2 separate regions of the Homo sapiens genome follow, and region 2 is linked to region 1. A link is a loop called in an ENCODE intact Hi-C map of the cell type or tissue named here. Cell type or tissue: PC-9. All regions are shown on one strand. Each heading gives the region's core, and the rest is flanking DNA. Links, peaks and the distances in the headings are about the cores only. Region 1 overlaps PIWIL4-AS1 (PIWIL4 antisense RNA 1). Region 2 has its middle 7.8 kb from the start of PIWIL4-AS1.

What was found. Peaks named below come from ENCODE experiments on the same cell type or tissue, not always from the same donor. Only the 100,000 strongest peaks of a DNase experiment are listed, where the experiment ranks them.
Region 2: a loop joins it to region 1, with 5 times the contacts of the local background. A loop is called at or near these places in 3 of 110 quality-filtered maps.

What each region holds. Positions count from the first base shown.
Region 1 is chr11:94,672,679-94,682,751 of GRCh38, forward strand. PIWIL4-AS1 (PIWIL4 antisense RNA 1) reads right to left here. Exons shown (of 5, transcript NR_135093.1): 3 at 6,708-6,858; 4 at 2,958-3,104. Among named protein-coding and RNA genes, the nearest start is that of LINC02700, 40 kb to the left of the region's middle. In PC-9, for the core only: no CTCF peak of the experiment used is centred there; a DNase peak (open chromatin) is centred at 5,793; H3K4me3 peaks cover 415 bases; H3K27ac peaks cover 2,629 bases.
Region 2 is chr11:94,743,149-94,753,221 of GRCh38, forward strand. It overlaps a transcript of AMOTL1 not described here. Among named protein-coding and RNA genes, the nearest start is that of PIWIL4-AS1, 7.8 kb to the left of the region's middle. RefSeq lists a silencer at 7,695-7,989. In PC-9, for the core only: no CTCF peak of the experiment used is centred there; DNase peaks (open chromatin) are centred at 3,693, 4,193, 4,703 and 6,433; H3K4me3 peaks cover 3,004 bases; H3K27ac peaks cover 5,000 bases.

The DNA of each region.
Region 1 (10,073 bases), core at 3,041-8,040:
ACATCTGGTCCAGCTGGAGTCTCACATGGAGCCAGCACCTGTGCCAGCATCTGGAGCTGCCTGCTCTGCCACAGCAGTCAGCACGCCTGGATGTGCACAGTGGCCAGACCCCACACTCACTTGCCCACGCACCCCTTGCCACTCTGCACCTGGCTTGCCCTTGGCAGGTGTGGGATCAGGGCTGAGAGCGTGAGCCAAGCACAGCCTGCCAGGCTGAGTGGGTGGAACGAACCCAGTTGGTGCAAGCAATACTCAGGCAGAAGGCGCCACCAGCCACAGAGGTTTCCAGCTGGCAAAGCGACACCCCAAGGATCCCGTGACACTATTAAATGTGTTAATATGTGTTTAATGCTAAGAATAATGCCTGGTGCATAGTAAATTGATATACTTGCTTGTTAAATATAAAAAATTATTTCGGAGTCATGTTCTGTTTGTGGAAAATATCAATCTCTTATTCAATGGACACTTATTGGGTCAGGTAGGTACTATGCTAGGTTCTATGAACAAAAATAAGGGGAGGGTCCTGACTTCAAGCTGCTCACAGTGGAATGAAGATAGCAAGGGAAGATCTTAAAGGGTTTTTCTAAAGAACAGAGAGAGAGTAATAATCAGAGGAGAAGTATATTGGGAAAATAGATATAGGTATACAGAATAGACAGGTAAATAATATGGCAGATACTGTGGCCAAAGATATGGCCAGCTGAAGTCTGATGTCTCATCAAAGCCTTTGGGCATTGGTTGGGATCATCTCCCATTCCCGGGGTAGCTAGGACAGTACCCCATTTTATATGGCAGAAAACAGAGGCCCAGAAAGGTTAACGGATTTTCCCTGGGCCAAAGGAGATTTGGCACTGAGGCCAGGATAGCCTTCTGACTGCCAGCCAGTGCTCTTTCTCTTTCCTCATTATGGCACTACTTCAGAATATGTGACTCCAGGCCAAGGTGAAGGAAGACACATATAGCAAGAATCTCTCCAGTAGTTTTCTTTAATCCTCCTTGGCAGTGTGAGTCTATATTGCTTTTTCTAAGACTTAGCTTTTAAAAGGCTGAAGATTCTGATTACTTTCCAGCTGAGGGTCTGCAGGTGTGAGAAACCCTGGCTGAGCCCCTGTCCAGGTAGGAACCCCTCCAGGACATTGATGGGCAGCATGGCTTCATTCCAGGAGGCCAGCTGTTAGAGCCATTGACCATCTGCAGCTCACTCAAGTTTTGTAGAATGTGCCCACTGTCAGAGGGCCATGGGAATCACAGGCACAGGCCCCTTGAGTTTTCCCCACTAGCTTGCTGCTTAGAGAAACGGCCAGATCATAACTGAAGATTTATGATTCTTTTGGTTGGAAGGCTCCCATCTCTCTCGGCCCATGTGACCTTCCCTGTAGTTGTCTCCATTTGCTTTTGGCTTCTTTGCATGGAAAAAAAAAAGGCTGTGCTCAGGAAGCTGTACTCCAAGGGAATAGATAGGACAGCTCAGAACAGCATCATGGCCCCACCTACCAGGATAAGAGCAGCATACCCCAGAATGGCATTCGTGGAACGGTAAGCCTATTTTGAGTAGATGCCTGCTGTCTCTGTGAATGCATGAGACAGTCTCCTTGCATGGGACCAATGCCAAGTCCTTTCAGGTAGTGAAATATCAAGCACAGGCTGTGCTGGAGGAAGCTCCCCTGGGAGGGCAGGTGGAGGCGACTCCAGAGTGGGTGGCTAGAAAGGAAAAGTCATCCTGTCTCTATTTAAGACATGACAGCAATATGAGACGGAGGAACATGAGAAATACCATGGGAGGTCACATGCATGACACACTTATGCCCCACACTCTGACATTTGTTGCTAGGGCCATGCTGGCCATGAAGTCATTACTCAAGTCAGTCTCATTTTCTTCCTAAGCCATTGATGAAGGAGAAGAATAAAGGGCTGGGAGAGCACTCCTGGCTTTAAATCTCAGCCTCCCTGCTCACCAGTGGGGTGATGTGAACCTTAACCTCTCTGAGTTTCAATATCCAACCTGTAAAGTGAGGATTATGATACCTGCCCTGACAACTTCAGAGGATTTTTTTTGAGGGGCAAAAGAGCTTGAACTTGTGTGAAAAGCACTTGGTTAACTATAAAGCAGTGATGTAGTCTCCAGATCTGCTGCCTGTTCACAAACAATGTTTCCAATTCACAGAAGGGCCTGGGCCAGAATGCAAATCAATAGTCACAAACATACTTTAGTTCAGGTGACAGTATTTTTATAGTAAGACTTTCTCATTTAAGGATGTAATGCTGGGGCAAATTCCTCATCTCATTGTGGATCTGGACTTTGAATAGCACTGCTGTAAACACAATACACATAGACATCTCTTGCCTTAAATTCCCTTATCCCAGGTCCCCTGCTCTCCCCTAACCCTGTCATCCTATCCAACTGTTGAACTCTTACTCATTTTTTAAGATACAGCTCAAGCATCTCCCAAGCAAGATCCCTGTAGCAGAACCAATTCCCTCCCCCTTGGGCCTCCACTGTGTGGCAATTATGAACGCAATATCTGTCCCCCAATTAGGCTGTAATGTTCTTGATGTCATCTATGTGTTCAGAGACTGGCACAGAGGAGCTTCTCAATGCGTACTTGTCTAGTGAATGAAAGTTAAATTATAGAAAGTGTTGTGTTCGCTCTGCCTATTTCTCAGGTGGGTGCCACCTGTTCAGGGAGCCTGAACAGCTGCCAGGTGTGGTGATTAAGATACAATCCTGCCTGAAGGCTGAGAAAGGAGCCAATAACCCTTTGAAATTTAAAGACTTTATGGAACTTGATTCATTCACCACACAATTATTAGTCACAAACACATGGCAGGCTTGCCATAAGGCACTGGGGATACAACTATGAATTAAATACAGTATCTGCTCTTCAGAAAATGCAATACCCAGCCTACCTGTGTAGGCATATGCTCATAGAAGGTGGAGTAAGGCCTGTTTCTGGTACCTGGAAGTCCAGCATCACGTGTCCACCCCTTGATGTTGGGTTAGGCAAGCTCTTTGTAGGCTGAGGCATTCATAATATGGAGTGGGTCAAAGTCTTGATTTCTGAAGAATCCCTCAGAGCCTCACTTGCAGGTGGGAAAAAGGATTGCTATTTAGATGACAGGAGAGAGAGGTTAGGATCAAGGAAGGGCAATCAAAAGACAGGGGTCCAGCAAGGGAGGGCTCAGCCTAGTTCTCAGGCCACAGTACCTTTCCCTCAATCTTCCTGGTTACCCCTTGTCCTATCTCTAGATGCAGCTCTTGCATTTGGTCCCTCCTTCCTTTGGACTGCCTCCATTTGTTTAGTTTACATCATTCTGGCACTTACTCAGCTCCTTTATAACTATTGGTTTGTAGGCCTGCTTCTCCTCCTTAGCTGTGCACTCCAGATGGCACAGACCATATTTCCTTCCTTTTATCTTTGGCCCCAAATGTGTATTTCTTGAATAAATGAATAATTATCTCCATTTATACAAATGAAGACCTAGGCTCAGAAATACTGTGCCCTCCTGACATTACAGGCTGGGTCAAGATGTGAGCTGGATCTTCTGACTCCTCTCTGGGGCTCTTTCCCTGAGGCCCAGCCACACCTGCAGGATGGCCCCATGACCATCATTGGAACACTACTACTCTACATCATCTTTCCTATCCTGAGAAGTAGAAACTGAGGCCTAAAAGCAGCTTATGGTCTAAAAGTTTGAAAATAATGGCAAAGTGAGGGCCTGAATTAAGTTTTCTAGTCTCTTAAGTCAGCAAATCTGGAAGTCATTCTTGACATCTCCTTCACAAATCATCTCCCATTCAAATTGTTGCAGAACCCAGCTAGGGTCCACTTGCCCAGTGCAGTAAGGCTAAACATCCATACAGAAGTTTGCAGCAGGAGAAAGGAAGGCATTTATTTTCAGGGCACCAAGCAAGGAGAACTGGGCAGCTCATGCTTAAGACTCATCCTCCCTGATGGCTTGCAAGTAAGGGCTTTTAAAGGTGGGGAGGAAGAGATTACAGGCAGTCATATATCAATACACAGAGGCTATCCATTGGTTTAACCTAAAAAGGTGGAACATCTCAAAGCAGGGGCTTATAGGTCATAGGTAGATTCAAAGATTTTCTAATTTGCAATTGGCTTAGGAGACAAAGCTTTGTCTAAAAATGTGAGGTCAGAAAAGAACGTTGGTTCTTGCTCAGGGGCATAGCCTTACCTCCAGGTCCCTCAGGAAGAAATTTAGAGCAAAGAACAGAGGTCAGAGTTCAGTTCTCAGCCCTCCCTTATCTGAGGCCTATGTGGCAGTGGGTCTATTTGATGGGGGCCTGGGGTTCTGCAAAACAGCTCACGGACATAAGTTGAGTCATCTTTAGTTTGTAGAGGGAACATCTCGTGACTCTAACTTCCTTGGCTCGTGTTTTAAGCTATTATTACCTTCTAGCTTATCAAGTTGCTCATTTACTTCTCAGGACTACCTGGGTACCTGGAATTTCCCCTGAATGAACCCAAGATTTTCCTTTATTTCCATGCTTAGAGCTGGGGACAGCAGGCCTTTAAGAGGAGTCCCTACTCTGTCTCAAAATTATTACTAAATCCAGTGGATTCTGCCTCTTTCATGTCTCTCATTTCTCTGTCTCCACTGTCACTGAATGAGGCCTTCAGCAGCCTCCTTCAGCCTTCTCCTGCCCCTTTTACCCCATCATTATCCTCCATAGTGCAGCTAGAGTGGCCTTTCTAAAAGGAAAACCCAGGCATGCCCTTTCTCTTTTTGTCTGACTTCTCACTTCTCCAGCCTTCTTTTCAGCATTCAACCCCTAACTTAGGGGGTTTCCCCAGACTGCCTCCCCCTTGCCAGCTCCAGCCTTTAAAACCCTCTCACCCTGCTCTGGAGTCCCCAGTGTCAGTCCCAAGGCCTTGAAACCACATTTTCCTCTGACCCGTCCCTTTGGGTTAATAAACTGGTTGCTCATCTGCCTGGCTTTGATTATTATCTCAGACTCACCCTGATGCCTCTGACAATCTCTGTGGGTTGGTCCAACAGCAGCCTCATCCCTACCTTATCCTTACCTCACTCTCTGAGCGACTCTAGCCCGAGTTATCAGTCTGGGTCTGATCATTTTAGCTCTCACTTGTCTGGAAGGGCTCCCAGAATGAAGGAATAAATGGCTCTCTCCACTTTCTCTCCTACTTCTTACTCAGGCCCCAGGATCCTCATCCTAGGCTGTGGTTCTTAGACAGTCCTCCTGAAGCTCCCTCACTCTATACCTATCCTCTCTGAAGTGACCCATTCTCCAAAGTAATATCACCCTTCCTTTCTCTATCCCCAGACCAAAACTTCCCTCTCCAACAGGGTGGCTGATACAGAGAAAGAGGGCAGGCATGGGCCTCAGGAGGCATGGGGTGTAGTCCCAGGTCCTGTCCCTTAGTTCCTGTATTCCTGTGTAGCTCCTGTCAGTGAAAGGTTTCTCCTCCTAGAACTGAGGTGAAGCTCAGCAAGACCATAAATGTGACAGCTCTTTGTATAAAAAGCTCATGGCTGAGAGCAAAGCTGAAACAGTGGGAGATGGATTTGCAAGCAAGGCTTTCCTCTATCGTGATGCCCTGGGCCTGCCAGTCTTCCTGAATTGAGGAACACCAATCCACTGCTTCATTTCTGTCTTTCCAACGGCTATGCCAAAACCAGGGCTGGTGTTGCAGCCCTCCTGTTAAGAACTACTGATAGAGAAAGTCCCAGCCACAAGGCTGTCCTAGGCTTACAACAAGGCACTTAGCGTTGTTTTATCTTATGTGATCTTGGCAACATTTTTATGAGTCAGGCAGGGAAGGTATTAATATCTCCATTCTATAGCCAAGGAAACCAAACTAAAAAATGTGGAAATACTTGTTTACAATCACAGAACTAAATTCAATGCCAGGTTTCTTAAACCTAAAGCTATATTGCTGCTCCTTGTAGACCAAAGTAATATAATTGACGAGGGGGCCTCACTCCTTCAGTTTTTCCTTTCCTTCCTGCCTTCTTTCCATTTAGTGGAATACTGGGAATAAAAAGAGACAGGCTCAGGGGCATGGGACTTAATCCAAGGTAATGAAAGCTAGCTTTAATAGAGATTCAGATCCCACAAAGAGCTTTGGGGCCCAGGGTAGGGAGCTGGGAGATAGGAACATGCATCTTTCAAAAGGACATATAAGCTCTATACAAACAAATGTGCATAAGGAGGAGAGCAATCATTACCTGGGAAGAATGTGCTTCAAGTTGCCCACTTCCATTAGGCTCTATTCTAACTCCATGTGAAAAGCTCCTAAGGGTGACAGCGACAGGGAGGTACCCATTTTCAGTCCCCTCCTTGGAGGCTGTATTGAAGAGTGGCCTTTCAGCATGGTACTGAAGGATGACTAACACCCCTCTTTTAGGCTAACTTGGAGGAATCTAGACCTGTCCCAATAGCTATGATTTAACATCCTTGGCCCTCTGTCATGCAGAAAAGAATGGGGTAGGCATGTGCAGACAGATTCAGGCAGCCCCCAGGTAGCTCTTAACATGAGCCCTAGGCACCAAAAGAAAGGAAAAGGCTCAGAATTTCTCCCTTTCCAATGAATCCCCCATAGTCTGGGCCTCTCAGCCCAGCTCCCTCCCAAACACTCAGCTCCCCACTCCTCTCTGAGAATCACCCCACCCACTGGCCCCCTGGGCTTGGAGCCCCATAGCCTGACTGAGTCAGCATGTCCTACCTTCATTCATGCTTGGTTCTGAAGGGGTCCAGTGATATCAGTAGTAACCCTGAGGCAGCCACTAGCCAGCTTCACTTCATAGCTTTATCTTCAGTTTCCTCTGCCGTAAAACAAGGGAAATGACTATACCTCCCCTGCTCTTCTCACGGGCCTGTTGTGAAGATTAAATGAGATAATTCAGGTGAAAGTGTTTTGCAAATTCTGAACTATAATTATGCTCACAATTATTAATATAGTAGTATGTCCACTGCCTTATTTGGGCCTTGAGAGCCAGGGAATGAATCCAGGTGGAGTCTGCAGACCATTTGCAGGAAGTAACCCACAAGGGTCACGGGGATGTGCTGATGAAAACGCACTGACTGACATTTTAGGGATAGAGAGTGAAGGGTGCTGCTTTACTCTCAGAGAGCTATGCAAGGTAGCATTTCCATGTCTTCTCTTTAGAGGAAGAAAGATGTAATGGAAGCTCCACTGTAATTAGTTCCCTGACCACTTCTGACAATAGCCAAACAGAAAATTCAAATCAGAACTCTCCCACCCTGGATGGTGCAGTTTGCTTTTCCAGAAACACCTGAAATCCCAGAAGGCACCAATTGTTTCTTCAATGCAAGTTTGGCTGCTCAGCAGAAGCACTAAACAGCTGGGAAGAGCCCGTGTTTCTCAGCCTCCCAGAATGGGGCCAGTAAGGAAGAGGAGGCTAAGAAAATGGCCATGCCCCTGGAGTTTCATTCACAGAGCTGGGCTGATCTTAACCGCTAGAACAGATTCTGTCCATACAGAATCTAGGGCTGTCAGTGTAAACGGACCTAGAAATATCCATTAGTTCCACAGCTTATGGGGCCATCTTTATGAGCCACACCAATTGGGTAGATTTAAGAACTGATTCAAAGGAGACTTAAGTTCAAATCCAAGCACTGTCTCCTAGAAAAGCCTAATAATAAGATTCCAGGATCTAAGGTAAGATACACTGAACTCAAATTCTAACTCACCCATTTGCAAGTTATGGTATTTAGTGTAGTTTTAGATAAGAAGCCAAGTGGTAAAAAGTAACAGTATTCACGTCTTTGTCGTGTTGTAAAGAATGAATGAGATAATAAATGCCTGACATGTAGAAAGTATTCAGTAAATTCTTGCGGTTCTGAATTGCTTCACCTAAGAAGCTTACACCTTGGAAGGTAGATAGACAAGGCAAAAGACTATAATTATTTGTCATAAGAAAATTAGTTCAATTGCCCAAGCTAGAAGCCCAGGAGTCATACTTAACTCCTCTCTGTCTCACATTCATCAAGGCCAGTAAGACAGGTCTAACGCCCAAATATCTCTCATATCTGTCCCCTTTTCAAGTTCTCTTCACTAATCAAGCCATTATAATATGCAATATATATTGCAATACTAGCCTCTTTATTCAACGAAGACATGCATGCCTGACAATTAGAGTTCATCATGTGAGATAACCAGTGTTTCCAGAAGGAACCAAACAATGAGGTTCTGAGCACCATTGCCCTTGGTAAATGTATCATTTCAAATAGATGGTTAAAGCTACCGGGCATGGCTTGGAGATCCCCTTAACTTGTGATACAAGAAACCCTTCATGATCTGGCCCCTGTCACTCTCTGTGGTAATTTGCACATTTATCAAACAGAAGTATTTGCTGTTTTTTAGACAATCCATGCTCTCTCTTTCTCTCTTTGCATATGCTATTTCCTCTGCCTGATACCTTTCATCTTTTCATCTGGGAAAACACTAATAGCCCTTTGGGCTCAGCTGAAGTGTCCCTTCCTCTGGGAAGCCCACTTTGGCTTCACCTACCCCCACATCAAGAATAGATTAGGTGTGCCTCTACTAACCTCCTGGGACATCCTTTTAATTCTTTCATAGCACTTGTCACACTCAGTGCCATCAGCTCTCTACTTGTCAGTCTCTCTCACTGTAGATGATGAGTGTTTTGAGGACAAAGACATCTTAACAACCCTTTGTGTACCTGCACTCAGAGCCATGCCAAACACATGAACAAGTGATGTCAACATGTCTCATTAAATGACTGAACTTTGTGGGGAGCATATCAGGTCTTCTAGAGTTCCTGCAAAGGGCTGTCTTTGTGAACTGTGTTAGAGCCTCTGCCGATTTTTTTTTTTTTTTTTTTTTTTTTTTTTTTGAGATAGAGTCTCGCCCTGTCACCCAGGCTGGAGTGCAGTGGTGCGATCTTGGCTCACTGCAACTTCTGCCTCCCGGGTTGAAGCGATTCTCCTGCCTCAGCCTCCGGAGTTGCTGGGATTACAGGTGCACGCTGCCATGCCTGGTTAATTTTTTTTATCTTTAATAGAGACGGGGTTTCACCATGTTGGCCAGGCTGGTCTTGAACTCCTGACCTCATGATCCACCCACCTCGGCTTCCCAAAGTGCTGCAATTACAGGCATGAGCCACTGCGCCTGGCCACCTTTGCTGATTTTTATAACCAGGGTTCAGTGGGCAACAGCAACCAAGTGTCAGTTTACAGCCAAATCAGGGATTGGACTGACTCAAGGCTGCAGTTCAGTATTTGTAAAACTAGGTCTATTTCTGATTTGTCCCTATGATTGGGAATAGCTCTTGATTTGGCAAGTGAAAGCCTAGGTGTTTTCTAGATTACCTCCTGCTCAGCATGGTGAGATTGTGGAAGCTCTGCTTAAGCCAGCTTCTTATCAAATGCTTTCTGCTTGGTTTAGCAGCCTGACTACGTGCTACTTATGCATAGATAAATGTTTTGAGAAGAAAAATATCTCCTATTATTATACTCACTTCTTTGTGCTGCCTTCTCTCTTAATCCCTCTCTCCTTTGGTAACCCTAAGCTCCAATTATGCCCAAACCTCTGCTTAGCCACCACTTTCTGCTTGGCATTTTAATGTCTCATCCTAAACTGATTATAAGCCAGCAAATTCCTTGAGAAGGAAAGGAGCATAGAATGTCAGGCTAGGCTCACCTCAGTGAGTTTCCTTTTCTCTCAGACACCTTACTTGGCCCCTCAAGTCCTGGCTTCCATTGGTAACACTCTAATGCTTTCAACCATTCTTAAAATTAAGCTTTTCTGTTGTTTGTTTGTTAGTAGGAGGTTTGGTCTGTTGTAAATTAGTCTGATGCAACTGACACAGCTGAAAGTAAAGTCAGTTGTTTCTCTTAAAAAATCCACATAATGGCCAGGCGCGGTGGCTCACGCCTGTAATCCCAGCACTTTGGGAGGCCGAGGCAGGTGGATCACAAGGTCAGGAGATCAAGACCATCCTGGCTAACATGGTGAAACCCTGTCTCTACTAAAAACACAAAAAATTAGCTGGGCGTGGTGGCCGGTGCCTGTAGTCCCAGCGACTCGGGAGGCTGAAGCAGGAGA
Region 2 (10,073 bases), core at 1,690-6,689, 69 kb after region 1:
CCTGCTCCAGCTTCTTTAATAGACATGTTAACTAGCCTCAGTTTCCTTATCTGCAAAAAGCGGGGGTTGTGCCCGGGGATCCCTAAGGCGTCTTCCAGTTCTATTTTCACCTCTTAAAGTGCTGTGAGGGGCTGTAAGCCAAAGGAGGCCTATAGCCATTGGGTATTCATTGTTTATATTCATGTGCTGTGCTGTTTGGGTACTTGGTGTCCCCAAGGGTTATTCTCTCCATGACAGGGCAGCTCTCTGGATCAGACTGCCTTGTTTTCATGCTATTCAGGTCAAAGACGGAGCTGTCATTTCTCCCTTGGAAAGAGTCATGGTGGTTTTTTGGTGCTTTTCTTAGACACACAGCAGGAAAAATGCCTTTTACAGCAGTTGATGAGCTTGTCAAGCAGCCATTCTTTCGGGAGCACAGATGAGCACAGGTTCACTCCTGGCCGGAATATAAGAAGAAGCAGAGCAAAGTTAAAAGAAAATTATTTCTCTACTCACAATACTTCTTTTTTTTTTTTTTTTTTTTTTTTTGTGACGGTGTCTCGCTCTGTCGCCCAGATGGGAGTGCAATGGCATGATCTCGGCTTACTGCAACCTCTGTCTCCTGGGTTCAACCTATTCTCCTGCCTCAGCCTCCCAACTAGCTGGGATTACAGGTGCCCGCCACCATGCCCAGCTAATTTTTGGAAATTTAGTAGAGACAGGGTTTTGCCATGTTAGCCAGGCTGGTCTCGAACTCCTGACCTCTGGTGATCTGCCCTCTTCTGTCGGCCTCCCAAAGTGCTAGGATTACAGGCGTGAGCCACTGTGCCTGGCCTGTACTCACAATACTTCTGACACCCAATGTGTGGGTTTTCCACACCAAGTAATTCTTAAATATTTTGCAGCCACCAACCAGATGTCCTAGAATTTAATTAAATTTTACCACTACCCAGAGTTAGCACAGGCCCTATAGGTTAAGAGCTCAGTCCTGCAAGACTATCTACCACTTCAGATATCAACGGCAAGTGGTGGGTCCACATATTACCCACACTTATGTCTAACTTGGCTACAAATCAGGGCTTCCTACAACCTTCTTTTGGTTTCTATAATTTACTTTAATAGCTTAGAGAACTCAGGGAAGCACTATGCTTATGTTTACCAGGTTATTTTAAAGGATATAAATGAACAGCTGGATGAGGAGATGCAAAAGGTGAAGTCTGGAAGGGTCCAAAGCACAGGAGCTTCTGTCCTTTTAGAGTTGGGGTGCACCACCCTCCTGGCACATGGATAGGTTCACTAAGTCAGAAACTCTCCATACCTCCTCATTTAGGGTTTTTATGGATGTTCCATTAGGCATGATTGATTGAATCATTGGCCATGGGTGATTAACTCAATCCCCAGTCCCTTTCCCCTCCCCAGAGGTCAGGTATGTGTGTGGCAGGGTGGAGGGGTAGTAGGTGGGGAAGTGGGGAGAATAGGTCGGTGGGCTGGAAATTCCAACTTTTTTTTTCCTCAATGTAATTTTTGTTAATGTATATCTGTAAGCACTATTTATTTCTGCACCTACAATGGTTCCTGGATTCTAAACAGTCATGGAGTTTAAATTTGTAACATTGGTTTAATAACAACTTTTCAGAGAGCAAAAGATGAAATTTTTCACTCCATGAAATATCCCATATTCTATGAGTCAGCACATGTAAAGCACACATAACAGAACCTGGTACAAAGTAAGTGCAAGATGAATGTTAGCTATTATATCTATGATATTAAAATGTGAAAAGATGACACCTTAGCATTGAAGAAATATGGTTTTTTAAATTTTTAAATCAATATTATAAAGTTACTTTTAGTGTTGATTTGTTGAAATTTATTATCTTTATCCCAGGGAATGCCTTCCTTGGCTCTTGATCTTTATTTTCCTTGACCTGCTAACAAACTTTTTTTTTTATACTTTAAGTTCTAGGGTACATGTGCACAACATGCAGGTTTGTTACATAGGTATACATGTACCATGTTGGTTTGCTGCACCCATTAACTCGTCATTTACATTATGACACAATGCTATCCCTCCCCCATCCCCCATACATTATGACATTATGACATAATGCTATCCCTCCCCCATCCCCCCACCCCACGACAGGACCCAGTGTGTGATGTTCCCCACTCTGTGTCCAAGTGTTCTAATTGAATTCCAACCTTTTAATAATATGGTTGGTTCTTCCCACAACCAGCCCCCAACCTGAAGCTAAGGACTTTCAGCCACCAGTTATCTCATTAGCATAAACTCAGGTATGGTTAAAAGGTATTTATTATGAATAAAAAAAAGATGCTCCTATCACCTCTATCACTCAGGAAATTTCAAGGGTTTTAGGAGCTCTGTGCTGAGAACCAGGGATGAAAACCAAATATATGTATATTTTTTATTATGTTGTGTCATCACAGAAGTCCTAAAAATTTAGTTTGAATTCTCTTGCAGTTTCTTGTGACCTTGGGCAGGTGATTAAGCTGCTTTAAGCCTCAGTTATTTAATCAACTCAACTGGGACCTTGCGTGGATATGGTAAATGGTGTATGTAAAGTCCATGTATTGAATGTGCTTGGAATTCAGGAAGTGCTTTTATTTTATTGTTTTATTATTATTATTCATTTAAAACATACTTATTTCCCAAGATTGAAGGATAAAATAGCTTTTACCAGTTATCCCACCTACTAATCAAGCGGTTTTTATTTCTGGAAGCTTCTCTACAACTTACCTAGTCTCCAAAAGGAGGTAGTCAGGAATGGTGATTAGGTCAGTGGAATTATTTAGTGATTCGTCCCTGGAGCCACATGTGGAATGGTTTTCCATCTGAGGTTTTGGTGATAGTTCCACTACTTTTTTGCCTCATGATTGATAGTCCATTCCACCTTTGAATTTTTATATCAGTCTGCAAATGAATAACTATTGGCTCCTTGGGGGATTGATTCTCAGTGTTGCAGCAAGATCATATAATAAAATTAAGTCACCAAAAAGGGGATTTTTTAAAAGGCAGTAGAGAAAGGGGTGTGTCTCTGGATGAATGCTGTATTGAAGTGTCATGATGGAGTGTCAAGAAATATGCTTTCTTTCTTGAGATGGTGGTACCATTTTCTGAGGAGGCAAAGCCCACACCTTTCCATAGCCTTTCGGTAGTTCCATGCATAGCTAGAAGTTACGGTCATCTGAGAGGGTTAGAAAGGATGTGTGGAGAGTTGGATGAACCCAGATGTGACCATGTCTGCCCTGTGAATAACCTTGACTGACTCTCCTCTACCTGGAGGATAGATATTTGGTTTGACATAGGAGGAACGCCATAACCTGCATCACTCATACCCACTATGACATTCTAGTTGTATGGAACTATGGGGCAATCCTCTACATTCAGCTTGGTTTCCTCCACCTGGATGCCCCTCTTCCCCCTTCTCCCTTTCTCCCCTGGCTTGCTCCTATCTAGCCTTCAACCCTAATCCCATGTGTCATGTCCTCCTGGTGGTTTTCCATTTTGGCTGCACATTAGAATCAGGAGGAGCTTTTATAAGTCCTGAGACCAGTTCCCAATCCTGAATGATTACATCCACATCTCTGGCATGTGGACCCAAGCATCAATGTTATTGTGTTTTTTTGTTTGTTTGCTTGGGTTTAATCACATCTCAAGTGATTTCAATGTGCAGCTAAGATTGTGAACAACTGCGCTACACTGTGGCCACCTTATTCTTCTTTGTAAATCTAGCAGCCAGCACAGTGCCCAGCACAAGTTAATCTTCAGTAAATATTTGTTGAATGACGGAGTGAGGGTGTGACCCGTGAGACACTTTATCTTTTCAGTTGTATATCTCTAAGACTGGCCTTTCTGCTTGTTGTAACAGTGCCTTGAGGACTGGATCCTTTCTTCTGTGACCTCTATCTCCTATGTTTATTCCTGGGGCTTATCCAGCTTATTTTTTATCTTTCTTAAAACTTGAAGTTTTGAAAGTCCAATTTTTAAACTTTAGTTTTTTAGTATAAAAGCAGTATGTGCTTATTTTAGAAAATCTGGACTTTAGAAAGAATAGGTGGGGGAGCTCACTCTCACCACCCACAAGCAAACTGGTTCCTTGTTTTCTTAACCTTTCATAATTTGTTGCCCTTTGGGGTTGCTTGACCCTCTGGCATGCCTCAAGGAGCTCAGTTGGTGCTGTCTCTGCTCAGACCTGGTGAACTGGCCTATGAGTGCCAGGAGAGGAGTGTGTCATGAGAATAGCATTCTTGGGAGCCACCAGGGCTAACTCCCCTGAGGGCCAATATGCAAGGAGAAAGTGTTTTCTTGTGCTATTCTGGCCTTCCTCATTCAGGCAGGATGTATGCTGGGTCTTATTAGGACAAATTATGACATTTGTATAACTTCTTTAAAATAATAACTTAAATATTTCCCAGTCTCCTCCTACCCCCTTGTCCTCCAAAAATATGGGATGAGATTGCAGCTCTGGATCACAGTGTTTATGCCTTAGTCAGGATAGGCTAAACCCCAGTGTCAGTGGCTTAACACAAGGAAGACTGCGTTTCGTGCTTGTGCAATGGTCAAATGTAGAGTTGTCAGAGGGCTGTGCTTCATGTGTCATTAAGGACCCTGGCTTCTTCCGTTTCCTGGCTTTACCATCTTCTAGGGGCTCAGATTCTTTCAGTGATGTTTGCATCCATTTGTCAGGTAAGTGAATCAGGTGAGCAAGAATGTTCACCCTTGATTGCCTCAGCCTGGAGGCAAAATACTCACTTCTCCTCATTTTCCAAGGGTAAGAACTAGTCTTACAGCCTCACCCAGATGGAATGGGGTGGGGTGGAAAAATGTAGTCTAGTTATATGCCAGGAAAAAGAGGAGAAGACACACATTGGTGATCACTAGCTGACTATACCAGTCGTATTTCTCTTATTGCTCAAACCATTATGACTGAGCCTCATTTGGGCCATGTGGGTGCTTGGTCTTGGTATTATTTAGGATATAGGTTGGGCTGCTATAACAAAGGCCAAAATGACAGTTACTTAAACAATATGTAAGTTTATTTCTTTTTAACTTAGAGCATGAACAGTCCAGTGCTGATCTGGTGGCTTCAGGGTGCACTATATCCTCAAAAGTAATTTCCATGCAGTGGTTCAAGGTGACTGTTTCAGCTTCTACTATCACATCCGCATTCTAGTCCATAGACGAGGGAGAAGGAAAGTGGTGGGCACAACCTGAAAGCTGCACACATCTAATGGTGTTCACTTATATTCCATTGGCCTGAACTTTAGTCACGTGGCTACCCGCAGTTCCAGGAAGACTGGGAAAACTGGGTGGGGATAGGATGGAGTCTATTATCAGAGAATAGCTGGGTAGGGTACAGGGAGAAAGAGATGCTGGATGACTAGCAATCTTCCTAACAAGTTATAGGAAGCACATCTTAGTGGTTAAGAGCATGGGTATCAAGCCATACTGAGTGATGAATTTTAGCTCCACCTCTTACTTGCTTTATGACCATAGACAAGTTACTTAATCTGTATCTTCTTTTCCTAAACTTTAAAATCATGTACTATTTTCTGATGCTTTTCCAGACCCACTTACCATCCTTTATCACTCTTCTCTGTGCTCTGAAACACTTACCTTTTGGAATGCATCACCTGGATTCCTGTTGTATTTGACCAATAAGAAGCACTGGCAGGATACAGGAGGGTGGTAAGAAAGAGAACTCAGTGTACCTACTTCCTTCCCATCAAGCTGTGGGACAATATGGCTGTGTGATTCTGCTGCACATAACTATAGAATGGCCTTCTCTTATAGCATCTTGTCTTGCTGGATTCTGATAACTTCCTCTTCCAGCTTATGGGTTGCATTAGGGTTCTCCAGAGAGACAGAACAAATAGGATATATATAGGTATAGTTGGATGAGAGGGAATTTATTAGGGGAATCTGCTCTTGTGATTATGGAGGGTGAGAAGTCCCGTGACAGGCTGTCTGCAAGCTGGGGAACCATGGAAGCCATGGTGAGCCTCAGTCCAAGTCTGAAATCCTCAGAACCATGGAACATGATGATGTAACTCTCAGCCCAAGGCCAAAGGCCTGAGAACCTGGGTAACCACTGGTGCGAGTACTGGAGTTCAAAACCCAAACAACCTGGAGTTCTGATGTCCAAGGGCAGAAGAAGAGCGTCCCAGCTCTTGAAGAGACAGCAAGGATTTGCCTTTCCTCAGCCCTTTTGGTTCCATCCAGGCCCCCGGCCAATTGGATGGTGCCTATCCACATTGAAGGCAGATCTTCCCCACTCAGTCTACCTACTCAAATGCCAGCCTCTTCTGGAAACACCCTCACAGACACACCCAGAAATAATGCATTGTCATCTCTCTAGGTATCCCTGAATTCAGTCATGTCGACACCTAAAACTAACCATCACAGGGATGGTAGCAGCTCCTCATAGTGACTAGCCCCAGGGTGCTTCATCATCATTTGCTGTTTTCCTTTAACCCTTTTGTAAATAGTTGCTTCATTAGACTGTCTTCAGTCACTCCTTTTGCACATACCATCTATTTCCTGATAGGACGCTGACTGATACAATGGGGATAATAATAGTACTGACCGCAGCCCATGGTGGTGAGGATTAAATGCATTATGTGAGAAATGCCTGATTGTAGTAACCACCATTAAATGTCTTTCTGTCTGATACCTCCAAGTATGGTCAAAGCTTTCTGAAAGATTTGGCATATAAGTTAAATAATACTGTCACTTATCTCCTCTTCCCTATCCTGTTTCAGAAGGATGGGTTGAGATTCAAGACTTTTGAACAAATCTGTTCTAAGACAAATGTAAAGTTTCCTCCCTCTCATTTTTATGGGGATGAAAAAGGAGACAGGAACCAGGCTAGATTCACCTACTGTGTCAGGCACTTTGTACTTTATACATATAACCATTGTACTCAGCTTATGGCTTGGGTCATGTTACCCACAGTGGTACCCCCAAATATAACAATTTCCAAGCATTTGCCTGCCCATCTTACTAAGAAATGGAGTCTTTTTAAAGGCCACCCTGCAGTTTTATGGTCCAGGAATCCTTAGGTGGTGCTTATTTGCATGCACAGAGTCAGTTCTGGCTGCTCTAGTGTCTTGTCAGGGGAGCTGGGATTCAGAAACACCATATTGAGACCCGTGAACACCGTGATAATTGCTCCATGCCCTCTCTTCTCCACTTGACACTGGCTGTTGCTGCTGCTGCCCCTACTCACACCAGAACTTGGAGGCTTGGCCTTTGCTTACTTGAGAGCCTGACTGGTTTCCCAGGGTCCTACTCTCTCCTGGCTGCAGGGATGAGAATGCTACTCTCCTGTGCACTCTCTGAGTGGGCCCAGGTCCTCCTGATTGCGACACAAGCCTACACCTGTCCTAGGTTTTGGGATTGGGTGGGCTACGTGTGCGTAGCCTTGAGCTGGCCTCCAACTGACAGGGGCGTCCCTATCCCCTGCCTTGCTCCCGTGATGTACCCTAGATCTCTCCACCCTTTAGAAGCCTATGTATCCTGCCATCCTCCTCCTCAAGCCCTGAACACAGCTTCTGAGAGCTAACTTTTTCTCAGGATGATTGACAGTGGAAAATTCAATTCCCTTCACAGGAAACCTCACCCTACCACGGGGGTGTGGTTTGGCCTCCTATTCCAACAAAACAATCACAAAATAGTTCAGCGTTGTTACACTTCCCCAAATCTGAGTAACTCAGTCTTTTCCATGATTAATCTTGTTGGGCACATTAGTTTATTTCATTCTCAGAACAACTTAGTGAAGCAGATGAAATTATTTTCATTTTCTAAAGGAGGAAACAGAGGCTCAGAGAGGTTAAAGGATCTGCCCAGAGTCGTTTGGCTAGAGGCAAAGATTAGATTCAACATCTAATCTCTGGCTCCAGAGCCAGTTTCGGTTTTCTAGGAAGGAGAATGTACAAGTTGGTCTCCTCCTAGGGAGACTGTATTGGGAATTGAATAAATATGTTAAAGTATCCAGCACAGGGACAGGCAGTACAATACATGGATATTCAGTACGTATTTCTTGAACAAAAGATGACTGGTAGGCACTCAAAACTATATATATATATTTTTTTTATTTTTTAGACCACCAAATAATGATCAATATTATCTGAATATTGATCTGAAACAACAACCATAAAAACTCCTCTTTGCTTCCTTCATTTATTTCCTGCCCTTTCTGCCCTTTCCATCCATTCATTCCTATGTATTGCAGCAGAGTCCCTGGGACACGAAATCTCCCCTGGTTTCCCAATAGTGCTGATACTATTTCTAAAAGAAACGAAACCTTTGCAGCAGCACAATTTGGGGCGAGGCGGTAGAAGCCTAAGGAGAATACAAAAGGACGATTCAGGGCAGGTGGACTCAAACTTGAATGTAAAATTGATCACCACTCCCCTAATATTGGTTTGCAAAGTGATATTACACATTGCTCAGGAAGTGAGTTTTATTTCAGGGTATTCTAGTTGGGAGAGAGAATGGAGTAGGAAGGGGGAAAATGACAATAAATTCTGAAGATAAATGGTTATCTGCTTTGGCTAAAAAAAAAAAAAAGATCAAGGAAAGAGATCTGGAGTAATGGGATAAAACATATATATGCTCACATGCATTCACACAGCACACACACACACACACACACACGTGCACACACGCACACACACACATAGGAAAATGGGAAGGGCATTTTCCCTGCCAAAAAGATGTTTCTACTAGAAATAAATGGAAGAGTGGCCATTCATTCCTGAAAATTAAACACAAGCGTGACTCCCCAGAAACGATATTTCATCAGTTGTTAAGCACTAAGGGAGTCTAAAGAGTGTATAAATTACTAGTGTGATTTGTTCAAGGATACTATGATTATGGTTTCTGGGGCACATTCTTGCCGGATGATCATTGTGGAATTTATCCTGTTTGTTTTTTATTACTCTCACACTCCTCAAATCAGTTTTGCCCAGTGTGGACACATTAAATTAATTTGATATTCATGGTTTGCTCTCTCTCTCCTGCTCACCCCCTCTCCTTTCCAGTTTCTCTCCTTTTCTCACTCTCTTCTTTCCCTCCTCCATTTCTGTCTCTGTTTTCCTAAGTCAGTTGCACCCTCCTCAGCCCCCACTCACCTCCTCTTGCTCCCTCCTCCTTTTTCCATCTTATATTGGAATATGGACAGAAAAGGCAGTGCTTGCCTTCCTAGGGCTCTCTGCCAGAAAATGGAATAGGTCAGATTATAAAAGGGGATAAAAAAAGAATGTTCCTTGGCAAAATGGGGAAAACATGTTCAGGGATGGTTTGCTGTCTCTTGCTGCCTGCTGCCTGCGGAAATACACTCCTTACAGGACCCCTGCTTATGAACATTTATCCCCATGGCACATATGTGTGGTTATGTTAATGTCAAATATGTATAAACATTTATTTCTGCTTAATTCTCTTCCCCCTGTGACCTTTGTACCCCCAAATCTAGAGTGGACAAGATTACTGATCACCTGATGGTAAGACTTATTAACCTTTTCTCAGGGATTTTTTAAAAGATTACTGGGAAGAGTGGACACTGAGACTGCTTTCAGGTTGCTGTCTAACAGTCAATAGCTTTTGGAAACTTTAGGTTCTTAAGAAAACACAGAAGGGACATGTGGGTACAAAACCTGGTCTGGAATGAATCCTGTGGAAAATACAGGGTTTGGGGCCGGTGGGGTGGGGTACAATAGTCTACTGCTGGGATCTGTAAACCTGCCAGGGCTCCTTTGTCTGTCTCCCAAGGGTTTGCTGTTTACTGTCTGTTGACCATGAATAAATGTCCATTATTGTTGCTCTTGTGGTTGGTCAGCCAGAGAGTTAGACTTTAGGCTCCTTTTATAAAAATATTTACCTGCTAGCTCTAAAAGTCATTTTCCCTCAAATTCAAACGGCAACTCCAGACTGAGTATTTGCTGTGAACTAAGGAGTGTGGCAGGCAGTTTTATGTCGCTGTCTGGCTGTGGTGGGGGTTAACTTCAGGTGAACACCGGCTACCTCCCCCTCCACTGGTTCCCCTCCCATCTTGTAGGCGGGTGATTAGGATCAAAAG